7 separate regions of the Homo sapiens genome follow, and all the other regions are linked to region 2. The links are chromatin contacts, found by Hi-C or POLR2A ChIA-PET in ENCODE. All regions are on one chromosome and are shown on one strand. The core of a region is the stretch at or near the end of the contact, and the rest is flanking DNA. Distances in the headings are between cores, read along the strand shown. Region 1 holds the start of GNAI2 (G protein subunit alpha i2). Region 2 holds the start of TCTA (T cell leukemia translocation altered). Region 3 holds the start of RBM5 (RNA binding motif protein 5). Region 4 holds the start of SLC25A20 (solute carrier family 25 member 20). Region 5 holds the start of IFRD2 (interferon related developmental regulator 2). Region 6 holds the start of LINC02585 (long intergenic non-protein coding RNA 2585). Region 7 holds the start of RBM6 (RNA binding motif protein 6).

Evidence for each region. Hi-C counts contacts between places; a loop is a spot of excess contacts on that map. ChIA-PET counts read pairs that join two places held with the same protein, here RNA polymerase II (POLR2A). Pooled maps may share reads with other maps.
Region 1: a loop to region 2 is called in a pooled map, with 9 times the contacts of the local background. The contact joins the promoter of GNAI2 here to the promoter of TCTA in region 2. A Hi-C loop is called at or near these places in 2 of 37 single-sample maps with no recorded cell type and 11 of 50 pooled maps.
Region 3: a map of naive thymus-derived CD4-positive, alpha-beta T cell shows a loop between it and region 2 (4-fold over the local background). The contact joins the promoter of RBM5 here to the promoter of TCTA in region 2. A Hi-C loop is called at or near these places in 1 of 168 maps with a recorded cell type or tissue (naive thymus-derived CD4-positive, alpha-beta T cell) and 7 of 50 pooled maps.
Region 4: a loop to region 2 is called in a pooled map, with 6 times the contacts of the local background. The contact joins the promoter of SLC25A20 here to the promoter of TCTA in region 2. A Hi-C loop is called at or near these places in 6 of 50 pooled maps. POLR2A ChIA-PET finds 5 or more read pairs at or near these places in 3 of 52 experiments (Caco-2, OCI-LY7 and activated naive CD8-positive, alpha-beta T cell).
Region 5: a loop to region 2 is called in a map of CD8-positive, alpha-beta T cell, with 7 times the contacts of the local background. The contact joins the promoter of IFRD2 here to the promoter of TCTA in region 2. A Hi-C loop is called at or near these places in 2 of 168 maps with a recorded cell type or tissue (CD4-positive, alpha-beta T cell and CD8-positive, alpha-beta T cell), 1 of 37 single-sample maps with no recorded cell type and 11 of 50 pooled maps.
Region 6: a pooled map shows a loop between it and region 2 (9-fold over the local background). The contact joins the promoter of LINC02585 here to the promoter of TCTA in region 2. A Hi-C loop is called at or near these places in 6 of 50 pooled maps. POLR2A ChIA-PET finds 5 or more read pairs at or near these places in 2 of 52 experiments (AG04450 and activated CD8-positive, alpha-beta memory T cell).
Region 7: a map of CD4-positive, alpha-beta memory T cell shows a loop between it and region 2 (5-fold over the local background). The contact joins the promoter of RBM6 here to the promoter of TCTA in region 2. A Hi-C loop is called at or near these places in 1 of 168 maps with a recorded cell type or tissue (CD4-positive, alpha-beta memory T cell), 5 of 37 single-sample maps with no recorded cell type and 9 of 50 pooled maps. POLR2A ChIA-PET finds 5 or more read pairs at or near these places in 1 of 52 experiments (AG04450).

The regions. Positions count from the first base shown.
Region 1 is chr3:50,234,798-50,237,497 of GRCh38, reverse strand. GNAI2 (G protein subunit alpha i2) reads right to left here and starts at 1,294. Exons shown (of 9, transcript NM_002070.4): 1 at 1,045-1,294. The coding sequence starts at 1,162. RefSeq lists a silencer at 1,087-1,546 and enhancers at 1,416-2,026, 2,027-2,637.
Region 2 is chr3:49,411,019-49,413,718 of GRCh38, reverse strand. TCTA (T cell leukemia translocation altered) reads right to left here and starts at 1,296. Exons shown (of 3, transcript NM_022171.3): 1 at 1,079-1,296; 2 at 609-663. The coding sequence starts at 1,292. RHOA (ras homolog family member A) reads left to right here and starts at 1,743. Exons shown (of 5, transcript NM_001664.4): 1 at 1,743-1,899. RefSeq lists enhancers at 1,084-1,493, 1,429-1,723, 1,622-2,596 and silencers at 1,564-1,863, 1,924-2,203, 2,214-2,303.
Region 3 is chr3:50,087,560-50,090,259 of GRCh38, reverse strand. It overlaps RBM5 (RNA binding motif protein 5), which reads right to left and starts at 1,341. Exons shown (of 25, transcript NM_005778.4): 1 at 1,231-1,341. RefSeq lists enhancers at 302-892, 1,054-1,163, 1,204-1,373, 893-1,484.
Region 4 is chr3:48,897,568-48,900,267 of GRCh38, reverse strand. SLC25A20 (solute carrier family 25 member 20) reads left to right here and starts at 1,386. Exons shown (of 9, transcript NM_000387.6): 1 at 1,386-1,578. The coding sequence starts at 1,474. RefSeq lists a silencer at 1,646-1,835 and an enhancer at 2,416-2,465.
Region 5 is chr3:50,291,135-50,293,834 of GRCh38, reverse strand. It overlaps IFRD2 (interferon related developmental regulator 2), which reads left to right and starts at 1,406. Exons shown (of 12, transcript NM_006764.5): 1 at 1,406-1,618. The coding sequence starts at 1,561. HYAL3 (hyaluronidase 3) reads left to right here. Exons shown (of 4, transcript NM_003549.4): 3 at 114-203; 4 at 320-1,003. The coding sequence ends at 589. RefSeq lists enhancers at 1-527, 918-1,107 and a silencer at 1,488-1,697.
Region 6 is chr3:48,662,420-48,665,119 of GRCh38, reverse strand. LINC02585 (long intergenic non-protein coding RNA 2585) reads right to left here and starts at 1,352. Exons shown (of 3, transcript NR_111921.1): 1 at 1,307-1,352. CELSR3 (cadherin EGF LAG seven-pass G-type receptor 3) reads left to right here and starts at 2,234. Exons shown (of 35, transcript NM_001407.3): 1 at 2,234-2,700. The coding sequence starts at 2,486. RefSeq lists enhancers at 1-412, 779-848, 909-1,268, 1,583-2,168, 2,039-2,228.
Region 7 is chr3:49,938,786-49,941,485 of GRCh38, reverse strand. It overlaps RBM6 (RNA binding motif protein 6), which reads right to left and starts at 1,336. Exons shown (of 21, transcript NM_005777.3): 1 at 1,261-1,336. RefSeq lists a silencer at 906-1,105 and enhancers at 662-1,183, 1,246-1,305, 1,336-1,385, 1,416-1,475, 1,184-1,706.

The DNA.
Region 1 (2,700 bases), core at 45-2,544, 820 kb before region 2:
CACCTACTAGCAGATCTCCTGGGCTCACCCGCAGGGGCAGCAATATGTCGGCTGTCTCACCACTTCCACTTCCCCCCACTCCTCTAGCAGCCACCATCTTTTCTGGCCTTGGAGGCGGCCACAACCCTAACTCCTCCACTCTCTCTCCTACTTCCCAGACTGGCCTTCGAAACTGGAAAACATAGAGCCTCCTTGGGAAGCCTGAGGCCTGGCCCCCTCCCCCAGCGTGACCAGTGGAGCCTCAATCCAGCCCCGTGGGGGTTCTGCATAAGGCAGCCTAGGCCCTCTCCAACCCAGGGCTCCCGCCTCCTAGCCCAGCCCACTTGGTGCAGGAAGGGTGGAGGGATCTGGGGAAGGCCAGAGTGTAAGAGGACTTAGGGGAGGATCAGCAGAGGGTTTCGGGAGTGATGCCTGCAGAGAAGGATCTGGAGGGCAGGAAGCAGGGAGCAGGGCTCGCTGAAGGGGTTCCAGCTGGAGATGGGGCTCAAGAGCAGTTTCCCACTCGAGAGGTTCCTTGGGTCAGAGTGCACAGGTGGAGGATACAGATTCCAGACTAGGGATGGGGCACAGAAGGAGAAGGAGGGAGTGGGTGGGGGGCCTGGCAGGGGCCCCGCGGGATGCTCATGCCCAATAGGAATAAAAGGCGCAGGTGAGGAAAACAAGCGGAGCCTGAGGGTTGGGGAACAAGTGGCGGGCATCCTGGGGGTTTGGGCAAAGTGTAGGGAAGGATGGCGGGGCTCTGAAGTTCTGTGAAGCTAGTTAGCAAGGGGGGATGGCCAAGCAGGGCACTGGACCGCGGGTGTTGGGGCACTGTTGACTGGATTTGGAGGTCTGGGGTCTGGGATGAGACAGGGGTCTGGTCTAGAGTCTGGGCAGGATCAAAGGTCTAGTCCAATCTAGAGTTTTCAACCCTGGTCCTGGCCCAGGTGTGGGGTCCCAGACAGCCCGGGTCTGGGAGTTTGAAGCCCTAGTCTGGGAGGTCAAAGTCCTTGTCTGGGGATTCGAGCTGGGAATCAAGGATCCCAGTGCGGGACGCGGCCTCACCCAACAGCAGCAACTTCACCTCCCGCGCCGCCTTCTCTCCGTCCTCCCGCAGGTTCTTGTCGATCATCTTAGAGCGCTCGGCCGCCGCCTTGTCCTCGGCGCTCACGGTGCAGCCCATCCCGCCGTCCGCCGGCCCGGCCGCCGCCCGGCCCCCACACGGCCCACGGCCCGGCTCGGCCCCGCCCGACCCACTCCGCTCCCACCACCAGCCCTCTGCGGGAAGCACTCGGGTCGGCAGTTCCGAGCGACTGCGGGAGGCGCCTTCCCTACCGCCGCGCACCGACGGCGGGGCGGGCCGGGGGTGGGGCCTGGGCGAACCAAGCCTGTGACTGGGCCGGGGCGGGCTTGCAGGCGGGGCCAGAGGAGATTAGAGGCTGTTGATTGGCTCGAGGGCGGAGCGAAGGGGGAAGTTAGGCGCAGCCCAGGCTCGGGCCTGGGCTGCAGGCGGGGCCACGCGGAGAAAAGGCAATAGGGGTGGTTCCAAACCCCGGGACCCGGCACTGGGCGGGCTGCAGGCGGGACCGGGCTGTGATTGGGTGCGGAGCGCCGGGAGCTCTGTTGCTGGACAGCCGGGAGGGCGGATCTGTTAACCCGAGGGTGGGGATCCGGTGCCCTCGAGGGCAGAGCAGGAACCAGCCCTCTGAGCTTCTGCGAGTTGGGCGAGTTAGGTGGAGGAGGCGTGTCTTTGTCATTTGTTAAAGTTAATGAGTCCAGTAAACTTGTTTTGGGATCTACGAACTCGGGAGCCTTTCTGGACTGCGGTTTTCTCAGTCTTAAGGCGGGTTTACCGCCTTCTCCCTCTGGGTTGCAGCTAGTCGAAAAAGGAAAAAAAAAGGCCGGGCGCAGTGGCTCACGCCAGTAATCCCAGCACTTTAGGAGGCCGAGGCGGGCAGATCACTTGAGGTCAGGAGTTCTAGACCAGCCTGGCCAACATGGTGAAACCCCATCTCTACTAAAAATACAAAAATTACCCGGGCGTGGTCGTGGGCGCCTGTAATCCCACCTGCTCAGGAGGCTGAGGCGGGAGAACTGCTTCAACCCGGGTGGCGGAGGTTGCAGTGAGCCGAGATCGCGCCATTCATTGCACTCCAGCTTGGGCGACAGAGCAAGACTCCGTCTCAAAAAAAAAAAAAAAAATTGGTTTCCATCTTTACACCTTTGCCTAGGCTGTCTCCTTTAGCTGGGTGGCTTCTCATATCCATCCTTCCCCAATCTACCGGGAGGCATTCTTCGGCAGGCAGCCATCCTGGACTCCAATCTGGGACCAGGCAATCAGGACCCAAGGGAGAAAGGGAGAGAGGATGAGAGGGTGGAGAGGGAGGAAGAGAGGAGGGCGGGCAGGCAGGGTGAGGGGGTTGGGAGGGAAGAAAGAGGAAGAAGTTGCCACTGGACTTCTAGAAACAAAAGTGGCCATGATCTTATGACCTGTCTCTTCCATGGCCTGTCCACGTCTGGAGGTGGCCATGATCCCACATCCCACCCTCCTGTGGCCTGTCCCCACTGGGCAATGGCTGCAACCCTATGGCCAGGCAAAGGTGGGGTGGAAGCAGCAGTGTTTCTAGCTGAACATTTCAAGTCTTTCTGATCCTGTGCTCCAGGAGCAGCCCAGAGCCCCACCCTCGATTGGACATTTGAAGGGTCTGCCAAAAATTAACC
Region 2 (2,700 bases), core at 47-2,546:
TGCTCAATCCATTCCCTTTGCTTGGTACACTTTGTCACCCTGTGGCATTTGATCTCGGCTTAGGTGTCTTTCTTGGGAGAAGCCTTCCCTGACCACCCTTGCCCCATGCACTGCCGCCCTCCCCTAATAAATCCCTGGCTCCCCATGAGCAGGGCCCGGGTTGTCTTTGTTCTCTGGGCCTCGTGTGGCCCCTATCACGTGATAGGGGCCCAGAGATTATCTGAATGAATGCCCTGATTAGTGAGCGCATGTTTTGCAGAAGAGGAGGCTGACCCTGATGAGGTCAATGTGCTCAGGACAGAGATTACTGCCTTCCCAACTGAGGGGATTGTGCAGAGTGGAATCCAACAAACCTGTCATTTCATCTCTCTGAAATTATGACAATACCACCACCTATCCTACAGGCTGCTGAACAGCATGATGATGGACTGTCCAGACCTTGGTGTCACCCTAACTTGAAGCCTGAGCTCTACGTGCAGACTTGAAGCTTGCTGCAAAGGCCATTAAGCTGGTGGGCTTAAAGCCTGAGAACTCCCCTCTCTGTCACCAGCACAGGAGTGTCCTTGGAATGCCAAGCATGGGGTTGCGGTATGGACAGATTTACTCACCACGAAGGGAAATGCGTGGAGCCATCAGGCGTGGATCCATTCTGACCACCCAGACCTGGAGGCAGAAACACATCCAGAGCTGCAGAAGGCTGGGGTGGGAATCTGAGCAGGCATCAGCCCAGGTCAGGTTAGAGACCACTGGTATTGTTTGGTGAAGTCTGGTGAGGGTCCTAAGGGACTAATGGTATTGCCAGGTGAGAGTTCTGAGGAACAGATACAATGTGATGGGTGGACTGGTGGGGATTCTGGCGTAAAATGGTATGGTGGCATGAGTCAGGGCACAACGTTAAGTTCTCCCATCCAAGTACCTGGCTTAGCTTCCGAGGTCAGATGCGTTCAGGGTAGTAAGGCCGTGAACCAATGTTAAGTTCTGATGAGCCTCTTGCAGGATAGTGGGGAACCCAATGGTACAGTCGGGAGAGGGTGGGGGCGGGGGCGGCCAGCCCACGGAGGTTCGTAGGAAGCCTCACCTGGACGGTGATACAACCCGGTCACTGTATTCCCGTAGAACCCCCACGCCAGCTGGATGCCCAGGAGACTTAACACCAACCACAGCAGCAGCAGCTTGAAGAGGGTCACGCGCATGTCCTGCGCCTCCCACTCCCGCAAGAACTCGCTGCCCAGCGCGCCCAGCACCGTGGCCGGCAGAGCCTGCAAGGCCTGCCCAGACCAGGACTCCGCCATGACTGGCCCTCGCCCCACCCGGGGTACTGTCACCGTAGTCCCCACCACGCACGCGTGTGGTCTTCCGGGACCAGGCCCGTTAGTGCGCACGCGTAAACCCAGCCAGGGTGGGGCCTACTTCGCGTGCGTGAAGAGTTGGCAGTTCGGGGAGGAGTATTAAAACCGCGCACGCGCACCTAACCCCACCCTGCTTGCTTAAGGGATGAGTGACTCCGGGAGTACAAAATAGCAACCAGGTCTTTTATAGCCCCGGAGTTCCCGTGATGCCCCACGCGGCTGCAATGATTGGTTAAGGGTTTTGCTTTTAGGGCGTGGACGGGCTCCTGAGCAATAGTGGATGAGCTGTGAGTGCGCGCGCGTGCGCGGGGCCGCGACCTGTGCCGGCTCGAGCCCGCTGGGCACTCGGAGGCGCGCACGTCGTTCCCCGCCCTCCCGCCGCCGCCCGCCCTCGCTCTCTCGCGCTACCCTCCCGCCGCCCGCGGTCCTCCGTCGGTTCTCTCGTTAGTCCACGGTCTGGTCTTCAGCTACCCGCCTTCGTCTCCGAGTTTGCGACTCGCGGACCGGCGTCCCCGGCGCGAAGAGGCTGGACTCGGATTCGTTGCCTGAGGTGAGCGGAAGGGTTCCCTCCAGGCGCCGCGGGGCCCCAGGCCCGCCAGCCCGGTACTCTTCCGGCCGGCAGGCCGCCGCACCGCCGCGGCCGCGCCCCACCGGCTGCTCGTGGCCGAGCCGCCCCTGGCCCCTGACCCTTGACCTGACTCCCAGCCCGGGCCCCGCGCCCCAAGCGGCGACCCCGCCCGCGCAGTCCCCGGAAGCGCGCCCGGTAGTCTCCTGTGCCCCTTCCCCCGCCCGGCCGGGCCTGGTGGAGCCCAGGCTGCCCGCCTGCCCGCCCTCGGTCCCCGGAGCTTCCTCTCCCAGCGGCGCCGGGCAGGGCGGGGGCTTTGGGCCGGGCCCCGCGACCGCGCAGTGTAGCCGGCCGCTGAAAGCGCGCGTGGCTGTCGGAGTTGAAATGGGAAAGAAACTCTTTACAACTCCATTTTGCTTTTTACGTTTAACGAGAAACGACAATCACTGTTTCATATTGATTAAAGTCCAGTTACACTTTGGGTAGGTTTTCTTTTAATGCAGACTTGTTGGAGACTGTGTAAGTAAGTAAAAGATTGTATTGAACGCTTAGGGGTATGATCTACGGCCATACCACCTGGAACGCGCCCGAACTCGTCTGAAAGCTTTGGGGTCTGTTTTGAGTGGAAAAGGGGTATTTTCCATTTGGAAAAAAAAAACAACACACAAAACTGTAAATGATTTAAGCGATGTTGCATGAAAATAGATGCAATGTTGCTTAGTCGAAGTCGCTGTATTGATTAGGAATGATCTAAATATCTGTACCTTAGTTACTGATTGGATCTAC
Region 3 (2,700 bases), core at 92-2,591, 680 kb before region 2:
CTAAGGTGGGGAAGTGGTGGGGACAAACTGTCAACGTTAAAATCGTGCTAACATTTTGTTAACAATGAGCAAAACCGGAAGATTAAGCATATTTTAAAATATTAGATTCCAGATTTAACAGAATCATAATACGGAGCAAGCAGAAGACTCCTTCCCTGCTCCTACCTTAGAATTACAAAGCAAAAAGGGCAGAGCTACAATCAGCTCCTTGGTTTTGTATCAAAGCAACTCCGTGGGATAGTTGACCGTTAAAACATTAATCCAAGTGTCTTCATTAATACAAGGAGCAACATGAAATTCAAACACTTCTGATGAAAAATGTAAAACCTCGTAGAAGCTGGGATACTGAGCTGACTGAAATCTACTACATTAATAACGTATCGCATAAGACAAGAGCAAAGCTAGAAACGACCTAATTCCTAGGTAACAATAACCACCACGTCTTGAGCCAGTTCTTATGACTACAAACCACTGAGTAGTGAACAGCCCGGCCCCCCGCCCCCCGTTGGTAATAAGACATCACACTGCTGGACCGCGTTCGATGAGCGCGAGGTCCGAAAAATCAGTTCCAGTAGTCTCTGGAAGCCTAGTCTAGAGCGAATGCTCAACGATTTGTTGAAATTAATAAATGAAAAAGAACCACTGGGGGGAAACAAGTCCCGGGGCATATTCACTGGTGCCGCCCCTTGTCTCCCGGGCGGTGCCGGCACCCACCTCCGTGGGGTCTCGCGGCCGAGATGGCGGCGTCACGGCCTGCTCGACCGACTCCAGCGTCCGGCCTGCCCTCCCCGCACATGCCCCTCCCGCCTCCCAAGAGGTTCCAAACCCGCAGATGGGCGATCACCGAACAGCTTTTCGGAGAGGGCGATTCAGTTGCAGTTGAGCGGGGGATGGCGGCCAGAGACTGCCAGGGAGCTCCCAAGGAGTGCCCGAGGGACAGGCGACGGCTCCACTGCTCCGTTGGGCTGAAGATTAGGGGACGTGTATCCACAAGGGGCAAAGTCACAGCCAGAAAGAAGCAGGCCCAAGGCTGAGCTGGCTGGACACCCTCTGGAAACTGACAGAGCTGGCAACAAGGAAGGGCGCGGCCCTCCAACGCCTGGGGTAATTTAGCCCCTCTACAGAACCGGCTGGAGCTGATCAGTCGCCTCCGGCAGCTGACAAGGGAGGCTTGGGGGCCAGCCCAAATGGCAAGAACCTACCGTCGTTACAGACAGCCGCCGCACTTACCCCAAGGAGAGACCGAAGCAGCAGTAGCGGTTCTGCGCCCCAGAACCTCCAACAAGGTTCGGCGGCTACACAAAATGGCGCCTCCGCCGACGGCCGTCTCCTACCCACAGTACCTCACGCTTATCCCCTCCCCCTGTCACCCGCCTCCTGCGGAGAAGTCCAATCCTCGAAGCGGCCTGGCTGTGCGAGGGCTGCCGGGAAATGTGGTCGCCAGACCATCCTGTCACTTAGGACGCTCTGTGTTAATGTCTTGCAATTCTCTTCTAAATCACTACAGAGTTGTCGATCGGCTTTTGCAGACCTGGATTAGTTTTTAGGGCTCCTATTAGGCATGTTAATAATTCTTTGCTTTTGCTACTAGCGCCGTAGAGAGTACAGTTTGCTTTCACTGGCACGGTGTAAAACATTGTCTAATTCTACTTCAAAAGGAGACCGTGCGTGAAGTGGTGGCTCACTCACAAGCCAGCATTTTGGGAGGCCGAGGCAGGAGGATCGCTTGAGGCCAGGAGTTCGAGACCAGCCTGGGAAACACAGTGAGATCCTATCTCTACAAAAAATAAAATTAACTGAGCATGGTGGCGTGCACCTCTTGTCCCAGCTACTCAGGAGCTGAGGTGAGAGGTTCGCTTGGGCCCAAGAGGTCGAGGCTGCAGTGAGCTGTGATCTCGTCACAGCACTCCAGCCTGGGGACAATGCGAGAAACTGTCGCTAAAAAATAAAAAGGAGGCCGGTGCTGGGCGCGGTGGCTCACTCCTGTAATCCCAGCACTTTGGGAGGCCAAGGCGGGCGGATCACAAGGTCAGGAGATCGAGACCATCCTGGCTAACACGGTGAAATCCCGTCTCTACTAAAAATACAAAAAAATTAGCTGGGCATGGTGGCGGGCGCCTGTAGTCCCAGCTACTTGGGCGGCTGAGGCAGGAGAATGGTGTGAACCCGGGAGGCGGAGCTTGCAGTGAGCCGAGATTGCGCCACTGCACTCCAGCCTGGGCAACAGAGTGAGACTCTGTTTCAAAAAAAAAAAAAAAAAAGGCTGGACGCAGTGGCTCACGCCTGTAATCCCAGCACTTTGGGAGGCCGAGGCAAGTGGATCACGAGGTCAGGAGCTCAAGACCAGCCTGACCAATATGGTGAAACCGCGTCTCTACTAAAAATACAAAAATTAGCCGGGCATGGTGGCATGCACCTGTAGTTCCAGCTACTAGGGAGGCTGAGGCAGGAGAATCACTTGAACCAGGGAGGCAGAGGTTGCAGTGAGCTGAGATCGTGCCACTGCACTCCAGCCTGGGTGACAGAGCAAGACTCAGTCTCAAAATAATAATAATAATAATAATAATAATAATAATAATAATAATAATAAATAAATAAATAAAAAGGAGGGGCCAGGCATGATGGCTCATGCCTGTAATCCAAGCACTGTGGGAGGCCGAGGCAGGTGGATCAGCTGAGCTCAGGAGTTCGAGACCAGCC
Region 4 (2,700 bases), core at 137-2,636, 510 kb after region 2:
CACTGCAAGCTCCGCCTCCTGGGCTCAAGCGATTCTCCTGCCTTAGACTCTCGAGTAGCTGGGATCACAGGCATAGGCGTCTGCCATTACGGCTGGCAAGTTTTTGTATTTTTAGTAGAGACGGGGTTTGACCATGTTGGCCAGGCTGGTCTTGAACTCCTGACCTCAGGTGATCCACCTGCCTTGGCCTTCCAAAGTGCTGGGATTATAGGCATGAGCCACTGCGTCGGGCCTTTAACTTTTTTTTTTTTTTTTTTTTTTTTTTTTTGTAGAGACAGTGTTTCGCTCTTTTTGCCCAGGCTGGAGTGCAATGGCACGATCTGGGCTCACCGCAATCTCTGCCTCCCAAGTTCAAGTGATTCTCCTGCTTCAGCCTCCCAAGTAGCTGGGATTACAGGCATGCGCCACCATGCCCCGCTAATTTTGTATTTTTAGTAGAGACGGGGTTTCTCCATGTTGGTCAGGCTGGTCTCAAACTCCTGACCTCAGTTGATATGCCTGCCTTGGCCTCCCAAAGTGCTGGGATTACAGGTGTGAGCCACTGGGCCCGGCCTAACTTTTTTTTTTTAGAGACAAGAGTCTCGCTATATAAGTCAGGCTGGTCTCAAACTCCTGGGTTTAAGCAATCCTCTCGCCTTGGCCTCCCAAAGAGCTGGGATTACAGACATGAGCCATAACACCAGGCCCAAACCTGTCTTCTAGTGCCTCCAAAACCTCTGTCGCCTCATCAGCTACTACCCTCCCTCTTCCTGTGGTTTCTCAAACATGTCAGGCACAGACCATCTCAAGGCTTTTGCATTTTCTTTTTCTTCTGGGTGGAAGGTTCCTCACCCTTGACCCTGTTATGTGTGAACAGAACTCCCTCTCTCATCTTCTCAGGTCTTGAATCCTGTCACCTTTTCAGTTAAACCCTCCCTTATTCAACGAACTAAAATTGCAAATCACTTGTCCCACACACCCTCTAACTCTCTTCCTGGATTTTTCTCCGTAGTACTTATTACTACTTGATACACTATGCATTTTTTAGTTATTTATCTTTGTTATGGTCTGTAAATTCCAGGAGGACAGGGACCTGTGTGTTGTACTACCAGGGGTGCCTCCAGCACCTAGAAGGACGCCTGGCATATGGCAGGGCGCAATTGATCTCTCTGGAGTGAGTGGATGAATGGGAGCTCAGAGGAAACATGGAAGTCTGGGAAGGCTTCCTGGAGGAATAGGCCCGCTGGCCCACACTCCCAAACCCCGCCCATGCGGCTTTGCGCTCTGCCACGCCCATCGAAGCGGGGCCGAGGCCGGAAGCAGCCCCGGGCGGAAGCCCTACCGTGCCAACTGGGCCCTCCTCCCGACCTGCCCCGGGCTCGTGCCCCGCCCACCCAAAAGTGGGTGAAAGGTCGGCGGCGCCGGCACTGCAGCTGGGGCTGAGAAGCCAGGACGGCCCGAGAACTGACAGACGGAGTGACAGACGGACTGACCATGGCCGACCAGCCAAAACCCATCAGCCCGCTCAAGAACCTGCTGGCCGGCGGCTTTGGCGGCGTGTGCCTGGTGTTCGTCGGTCACCCTCTGGACACGGTCAAGGTGCGGGAGGCTGGGTCGCAGGCTTTGGGGAGGAGGCCCGGGCGGGGCGCGGAAAGCATGGTCCCCCGCGAGGCGCGGACGCTGGGCAGAAGAGGGGCATGTGTGAGCTTCCGTGAGAAGTCTAGGGAATCTCTCTTTCAGGGGTGGGCAGGAAGCTGTACCTTGCGCCCCAAAGAGCCAGGCGGCGGCGCAAAGTGAGCAGCCTCTAACTGCCTGTCAAGAGCTCTGATGTAAAGTTCCCTGTCCCGCAGTCTCTTCTGACCCTGCGCCACTTCTTTAGGGATGGGAAGGAATAAACGTCTCTCCATAGTTTTGGTTTCAGCCAACACTAATATTATCGTTAAGGTTGAAACAGGTCCCCTGTAAAGCCTGCCCCAGGAAGACAACTAAAGACAGAGCGGTACGGTTGTTCTGGAGGTGTCCTTTGATACATTCCCCTGGGGCAAGAGTACCCATCTCTTTCGCACCTTTCCCGGCCCGGGGAGATACTTGACACTCTTCGGCCTGTCACCCAACGGTGGCCTGCTCAGCCTCCTGGGCAGAGGCATCCCTGTGAGAAGCAATGATGACCTCAGTGACCGAGCCCCTTCCACGGAAAGCAAGGTGATCAGCTTTGCACAAGGCCAGCCTCATTCTCACAACTCCCAGATGAGGAAGCTATGGTCAGACTGAGGCTTGGGAGGGAGGACGTTCATCAGGAATTGTTCTCTGGTCTTCCTCATATCATATCTCAACTATTCCCCTTGCAACACCTTCATTAATGCTTTGCTTGGGGACCAAAGTCCATCCCCCATGGCTTAGCACTCGAAGCTGCATCCAGTTTTCTCACTTTTTTTCTAGACGTAGACGTGAAGGAAATTGACAAGTCATTGCCAGGGTGGGCCTGTGGGGAGCAGACATGAGTTTTAAAAGATTGGAAGCCCATGTGAGGGGGTTTGTTAGGATGTTGGGTCAGATTTCTTCCACAGCGAAATAGTTTTGTGGGCACTTCCTCTTGGCCAGCTTGGGCAGCAAGCTCTTTGCTGCCTTTCATCCAAGAGAGGAGCTGCCCTGAAGTAGAGCTCATACTGGGGTCATTCTATAGGAAGACCAGGGTTAAAGTAGCTGGACTGGCTAGGTCAT
Region 5 (2,700 bases), core at 157-2,656, 880 kb before region 2:
TGTAGAGTTAGAATCAGATTGTGACAGTGAACCAGAAGAGTTTCTTGAATGTGGATGTGTGCCCACATGGATCTGGCCAGCCCAGCACTGGCTTAGCAGCTCTCTGCCTCCAGGATGACCTTGTGCAGTCCATTGGTGTGAGTGCAGCACTAGGGGCAGCCGGCGTGGTGCTCTGGGGGGACCTGAGCCTCTCCAGCTCTGAGGTGATCATTGCCCCTTTGAGCCTGCCATGTAGCACATGCTGGGGTCCCAGGGTGGGGGACGGCCATGTCAAGATTATAGAGCAGGCATATTGACACATATCTTCCCTTCTCCTCAGGAGGAGTGCTGGCATCTCCATGACTACCTGGTGGACACCTTGGGCCCCTATGTGATCAATGTGACCAGGGCAGCGATGGCCTGCAGTCACCAGCGGTGCCATGGCCACGGGCGCTGTGCCCGGCGAGATCCAGGACAGATGGAAGCCTTTCTACACCTGTGGCCAGACGGCAGCCTTGGAGATTGGAAGTCCTTCAGCTGCCACTGTTACTGGGGCTGGGCTGGCCCCACCTGCCAGGAGCCCAGGCCTGGGCCTAAAGAAGCAGTATAAAGCCAGGGCCCCTGCCACTGCCTCTTCTTTTCCCTGCTGCCACTTTTCCAGTCCTGGAACTACTCTGTCCCACTCTTGCTCTATTCAGTTTACAGTCAACCCTCCCAAGCACACACCCCGCTTCCCTTGGAATCCCTGAGGGGTAGAAGGGGCCAGAAAAAACGCTTATAAAACCAGAGGCCCTCTGAGATCATGTGAGTCCTCCATGGCAAGGAAGCAGTTCCAGGGAGAGTCAGGTTCCAGCTAGTTAGGGCTGCCAGCCTAGGGCTTTGTGCCTACACCTCACTAAGCCCATGGAGAGGTCACAGATGGGCCGTGCACGGGCAGATGGGCCCCAAAAAATCTTGGCGAAGGTCGGTAAAGTGCTAAGCTGTTGTCTGCACTCTTTCATCATAAAGTCACTTTTTTCCACTGCCTGAGGTTTGGCTGTTGCTCCTGTTATCCCAAGCTCTAAGCCCTTCCCATGGTCCCCAGACCCAGGCAGGGGTAGGTCTCGTCTGGAGTGTCCCGCTGCCAAGTGCCCTGAGAAGCCAGTCCTGCCTTGGTGCTCCACTGAGGGACGCTTCGGAGTTAACCACCGTGCACTTGTTCCCGACGCGGGGCTGGGGCGCGCGCAGGGCATTGTGGGTGCATAGTTCAGCCAGCGCGTCGTCGGCTGGTGGGCCCCAGGCGTGGACTACCATTCCCATGGTGCTCTACGCGCAGCTAGCCGCCGTCGCCTGCGCGCTCAGGCCTCTGGGATTAGTAGTTTTAGCCTCGTGGATGTGGGCCTGAATCGGATGGCCTGGAACTCGCCTTCCCGGCGACCTGTTTGGCAGGGCGGGGCGCCTCGCGAAGATGGTGGCGCGCGTGGCGTGTGGCTCCCGTCGTCTGGCCAAGTCTCAGCGCAGCGCACCGGCCGGCGTCTCGTTGGCCTGGAGCCCACACCCACCGGGTCCCTGACCCCGCGCCCCCCGCGCCCGGTTCCCGGCATGCCTCGCGCCCGTAAGGGCAACACGCTCCGGAAGGGTGGTCAGCGCCGTGGAGGAGGTGAGTGGGGTGGGGGGCGCGGGACAGCTGTATGAGCGGCGGGCGGGGGTCCTGCTGGATCCCCTTGGTTGTTCTCGAGGGCCCTGGGTGGGGAACCCCCTCGGCCAGCCCCACGCAGCTTCCCATAACTCTACCGAGGCTGGCACGTGCCCCAGCAGTCATTGGCCACGTGCGTGCCCAACTTGAGCTCGCTGCCCACTGCCTGTTGGGAGTCCGCGCTCCCAGCGGTGACCCGGCCAGCCCCTCCGGGCCTCAGTTGCCTGCTGGGTGGACAAACTCACCGGACAGGGCAGGAAGCCAGTCCTCTTGCCAAACCCTGATCCTTTCCTGGACTGGTCAAGGAAGTTGGCGGGAGTCCTGGCCTGCTCCGGTGAAGAGAGGGAGGGGGCTCTGTTGGGAAGCTACCTGGTTAGGGCCTTGGCAGCTTGGCAGGCCTGACTCCACAAGGTAGCTGAGTATCCTGGAGCCTGAGGCAGTCTTGGGACTCGCTTATCAGCTTAGACCAGGAGCCTATCTTAATGCGTTAAACACATATGTTTACTCTGCTGGGATGGGGTGCCTACCACGCACAAATTTATTTATTTTTATTCTTGAGGGGGAAGGGAGGAGGGCCGGGCACAGGAAGGAGGAAAATACCTAGGCACAACTTTAAACTGGTCACCACCATGGTGGGTTTTGGGTGGGGGACATCTAATAGGGTGTGGAACATGTTCACTGAGTGGTGTCAGCCCCAGACTTAGGACTCAGGGAGGCCTGGGGGGAAGTGCTTCTGGGTGAGTCCTGAGAGGATGGAGAAGAGAGCAAGTTGTACAAAGACCTGGCAGCTGGAGGGACCCCAGCGCAGTGGAGTGAATGAGGGAAGGCTGGGCTGCTCCGGCAGGTAGAATAGTAAGATAAAATGGGAGCAGGCTGGGCGTGGTGGCTCACACCTGTAATCCCAGCACTTTGGGAGGCCAAGGCAGGCAGATCACCTGAGGCCAGGAGTTCGAGACCAGCCTGACCAACATGGAGAAACCCTATCTACTAAAAATACAAAATTAGCTGGGTGTGGTGTCGTATGCCTGTAATCCCAGCTACTCGGG
Region 6 (2,700 bases), core at 103-2,602, 750 kb after region 2:
AGTGTTAGCTGGGACCAGCGCCAGCCCTATTGGTGAGAGGGCAGGGCTTGATTTCCCTCAGCCATAGTCCCTTTATGTCTCTGCACATTTGCCCACACAGTCTCCAAGACCTAGGATGCCCACCCCCAATCCCTATCCCTCCCTGCCCTTCCTTTGCAGATGCGGATCTCCCCTTGGTCATTCAAGGCACTGCTCAGGCATCTTATGCAAGAAGGCGTCCCAGGTTGCGAAGGTGACTCAGACGCCTCCTTTGGGACTCCAACACCCTTCCCCGGCAGAGCCCCTGCCTGTCTGCCTCCGTGGTGTCAGGTTTTGTGCCCTCTACTCACTAGATTGTGGACACAGAAAGCGCTGGTGCTGTCAAAACCACTTCTGGGTTGCCGGGCGCGGTGGCTCACACCTATAATCCCAGCACTTTGGGAGGCCAAGATGGGCGGATTGCTTGAGCCCAGGAGTTCAAGACTAATCTGGCCTACATGGTGAGACCCTGTCTCTATAAAAAATGCAAAAATTAGCCAAGTGTGATGACATGTACCCGTAGTCCCAGCTACTCGGGAGGCTGAGGTGAGAGAATCGCCTGGGGAGTTCGAGGCTACGGTGAGCTGTGATCACCACTGCACTCCGAAAGAGTGAGACCTTGTCTCTAAATAGATAAATAAAACTACTTTGGGGGACTCGCTCCTCCAGCCCCTGCACCGATTGGCTCCCATTCAAAGGAGTTCAGCCCTAAGTGCCTCTGCAGATCTTCCACCCCCACTCACAAACCCGTAGGAACCCCGGCCGTGTATCAGGCCCAGAGCTCTGATCCTGGGGAGGTCCTCAGATTCGTAGACAGGAGAGGGAACAACTGGACACCTGTTGCCTGACCTTGGTAGCCACAAGGGGCGCTCGGGAGGTGGAACCCGCAGAAGCCCCGCCTCCCGGAAGCGGAGCAGTCAAGGGGCGAAAGGATGCGCCGACTGATTGGTTGATGGTGATGTCATAGGGACCGTTCGGGGCGGGCCAGAGGCCTTGGCCAGGAGTTCCTCGCCTGTTAGAACCAGGATCCACCCCATCGCGGGAGCCGCACCCTGTGGAGCGTTCTGGGGTCCCGGCCCTGACCTCTTCCTGGGCTTCGGGATGCCCGCGTCCTCTGCACCCGGCGCTGCAGCTCGTTATCGATTCCGCCTTTGGAGGCCGGTCCGTATAGTGTACCTCCCGGACTCTCTCACGGTTAGCCGGCAACCCGCGGAGCCCCCTCCCCCATGCGATGAGTCCGCCGTGAGGGGCGGGGCCTCCCATTGTGCCAATAGAAACAATGACTGACCGATTGGAGTGCTCCGCGTTCACCCCTCGCCTCCGCTCCTCTCGTGACGTCTGTTGCGCCAGGTCCACCCATTGGCCTGGCGAGACCGGCGCGTGCCAGGAGTTACGCAGGGAGAGCTGGAATGCACCGAGGGTGGGGGGAGGACTGAGTTTCTGTGTCAGTCCCTTCAAGGGGTTAAGGCATGCGGTCGTGACGGACGAGGGGCGGGGACCCGAAGAAGCGGGGCCCGCAGCCATGGGGCAACGCCGGGCTCCACGTGGCATCCCAGAGCACTCGGGACTCGCAGCCTGGGAGGGGGTGCAGCCTCCAGTGAAGGGGCCCCGAGCCCGGGAGACTGCTGGGGACCAGCAAGGCAGGGAAGAATTTGGCCTCTGCTCCCGCCTCGGGAGGGTCATCTCTGGTCCCTGCTCCGCAGGGGCGATCCAAACAAGCAGGTGGTCGCGACATGTTTCATAAAACTAGCTGATGGGATAGTTAAAGCTATTGTTCGGGGTGCTGGCACCCCAGACCCCTCTCCAGCCATCGTCCCCTCTACCCCAGGATTTCACACAGTACCCCCTCCCAGAGCTATGAGAACGCTCATGGGCACCAAAATTTCAGACCAAAATCCGGGACACGGTTCAGAACTAGTGGTCAGGAAGGGGGAACAAGAGATCTGGAAGGACAGAAAAAGGCTGGGAGACGGAGCTGGGACAGCGCCCTAGAAGGAGGGAGGTGGGTGAAGGCGGCGACCGAAAGTGGGGAGGGCGGACCCAACGACGGCGAACCTTCGCGCTCTGTTCAGCACCAGGAGCAACGCTCACGTCCTCAATAAAGATGGCGGCAACATCTTCGGTCCTCAGAGCTGCCATGCGCGATGGGTTGTACCACCGTGTTTCGGGCGCCGGGGCAGAGGTGGAGCGAACCATCGGGGCGGCCGGGAGCCATGTTGGAGCGGCGGGAGGCGGCAGCAGCGTCGGGGATGCTGTGGTGGGGGCGGAAAAAGCCAGGGCCGCACGCCGGAGGGGCTCCGGCCGCGGAGTAGATGGTGCCCAGAGGGCGGCGGGGGTGCGGAGAGACAGGCGGAGGGGCGGGGGCCCGGGGCGGCGGCAGGGGCCCGGGAGGGGGCCCGAGCGGCGGGGCCAGCCCAAGGCCCGGACCGGGGCGGGGGGCGGTGGAGGCCGTGCAGGGAGGCGGGGGATGATGGCGAGGCGGCCGCCGTGGCGGGGCCTCGGGGGACGGTCGACCCCCATACTCCTGCTCCTTCTCCTCTCTTTGTTCCCCCTCAGCCAGGAGGAGCTGGGGGGCGGTGGGCACCAGGGCTGGGACCCAGGCTTAGCTGCCACTACGGGGCCAAGGGCGCATATCGGTGGCGGAGCCTTAGCTCTTTGTCCGGAGTCTTCCGGGGTCCGGGA
Region 7 (2,700 bases), core at 87-2,586, 530 kb before region 2:
TACTTTTAGTAGAGACGCGGTTTCTCCATGTTAGTCAGGCTGGTCTCGAACTCCCCACCTCAGCCTCCCAAAGTGCTGGGATTACAGGTGTGAGCCACCAGGCTCGGCCTGGTAATAGAATTCTATAAGGAAAGGTGCTACAACTATCCAGAGAGACCTGGGACCTGTCCTGCAGGTTAGGTATCTAGTTAGATGCTAGTTTCTGAGACAAGGTTCAAATTCAACTTTTGTGTTTCACCAAAATGGTAACATATTATTTAGTTACTTTCTTCACTGCCAGTCCTACCATCACGCACCAGCTCTTGACACCTCTCGTTAGAGACCTCACAAATTCAGTAATGGTGACATATTTAAATCATTCACGCTGGTGGCATTTCTCAATAGGAAGGTGGAAACTAGCAAGCCGAGGGCACAATCCAGGGTTCAGAAAATGAACCAGGTGACCATGTCTGCATGTCTACTGAACTCCTTCACTTAAATCCGGCTACTCTGACCTTCACAAGCAAACCTGGAATATGCAAAAAATACAATTACGCTCACGGTTTATGTACCCTACGAAACAGGGCCCTTCCTTCAAAAAAAAAAAAAAAAAAAAGGCATTCCCAAAGTTGAACCCATTCGCCTAACGTCAATTCTAAAATAAAGAGAAAAACATCTATTTACACCGCTAATGGAATCTAAAGCGTGAATACGATAAAACATCCTTCTCCTTCATTGCCTAACGGGCGCAGAACCCACCAGACCACTCTCCCGCTTCCAGGTTCTACCGCCCCGACGACCGGGCTCGGAGCTCTTGTGCCCTCCGGTCCAGCGGAGCCTCCCTTGTGTCTGTCCAAGTCTGAGGACGAGGCTACGTGCTAAGCACAAGAGCTCCCTTCCTAGTGATGCCACAGAATTGGATCTGAAACAGGAAAACCGCAAGAACAGCCCGCTTACAGCTCCGAAGAGTAGGAGCACAGAGCCGCAACCACGCGCCGGCCCCAGCCTCACAGCTGGCCGCTCCGCGGCGGGACCGGTAATCTACTGCCGCGCCGGGCCCCGCCCCAGGCCCGCGACGGTTCCGGGGCGTTCCTGCCACGGGCGGCGCCTCCCTCATCTCACCGTTGCTTGGTCTTCTTCCCGAGCGAGGCCGCAGCCGCCCCGCGACACTGAAGCCACAGCTTTCAGGCTGCGCGGGCCTGCGATGTCTAGAGCGGGCCTGTCTGCTGGCTATTCCCTGGCAGGCTCTGGCACGCCTCCCCTCCAGTCCCGGGCCCTTACCTAGGCGGCGAAGCCTCCACGGCCCGCTCCTCCTTCTCCTCAGCCTCCGCCACCGACCCAGCGCCGCGGACACCGGAACTTCCTCCGCGCGGGGCCACTGCTACCACAAAGGCGCCGCGCCGCTGCCTTCAGCGCTCGGCCCGCTGGGAGATGAAGTACAGCTGCCGGTCCCGCAGACTCTTACTCCCGCCGTGCCCCGCGCGCAGGGGACTTGCCTTCTGGGGTGGGTCGTAAGAGCACGCTGTCCATCGCCATCCAATAAGAAGGCGCGCTTACCCGCCCTACTCCGCGTGACCTGCTGGGAGTTGTGGTTTGGCCTCTGCCCTGTGACACCTGGTCCTCTTGTGCTTTCCTCTCAGTTGATTGAGGCTTACAGTTTTTTGGTGGCTTGACTTTCCTGAGGTTTGCTCCCTGCCAGCAGCTCGGGTACGGCCCTGGCCTGCCTAGCTCGAGGCCTCCTTATTGTCCGTTAGTGTGAGAGAAATGGAAGGGAGCTTCTTCGGGAGTAAGTTTAAGCCATCTCCAGCTGGTTGGCGGGGCGCGGTGGCTCACGCCTGTAATCCCAGCACTTTGGTAGGCCGCGGCGAGTGGACCACCTGAGGTCAGGAGTTCTAGACCAGCCTGGCCAACATGGTGAAACCCCATCTCTACCAAAAATACAAAAATTACCCGGGCTTGGTGGCAGGTGCCTGTAATCCCAGCTACTCGGGAGGCTGAGGCAGGAGAATCACTTAAACCCGGGAGGCAGAGGCAGAGGTTGCAGTGAGCCGACACTGTGCCACTGCACTCCAGCCTGGACAATAGAGCAAGACTCCACCTCAGAAAAAAAGAAAGAAAGAAAAAGGCCGGGCGCAGTGGCTCATGCTTGTAATCCTAGCACTTTGGGAGGCCGAGGTGGGTGGATCACGAGGTCAGGAGTTCAAGACCAGCCTGGCCAAGATAGTGAAACCCCATCGCTACTAAAAATACAAAAAGTAGCCAGGCGTGGTGGCGCATGCCTGTAATCCCAGCTACTCAGGAGGCTGAGGCAGAGAATTGCTTGAACCCGGGAAGCACAGGTTGCAGTGAGCCGAGATCGCGCCACTGCACTGTTGCCTGGCAACAGCGCAAGACTCCGTCTCAAAAGAAAGAAAGAAAGAAAGAAGTTGGGCGCAGTGGCTCACGACTGTAATCCCAGCACTGTGGGAGGCCGAGGCGGGTGGATCACGAGGTCAGGAGATCAAGACCATCCTGGCTAACACGATGAAACCCTGTCTCTACTAAAAACACAAAAAATTAGTGGAGCGTGGTGGCGGGCACCTGTAGTCCCAGCTACTCAGGAGGCTGAGGCAGGAGAATGACGTGAACCCGGGAGGCGGAGCTTGCAGTGAGTCGAGATAGCGCCACTGCACTCCAGCCTAGGCGACAGAGGGAGACTGTCGCAAAAAAAAAAAAAAATTA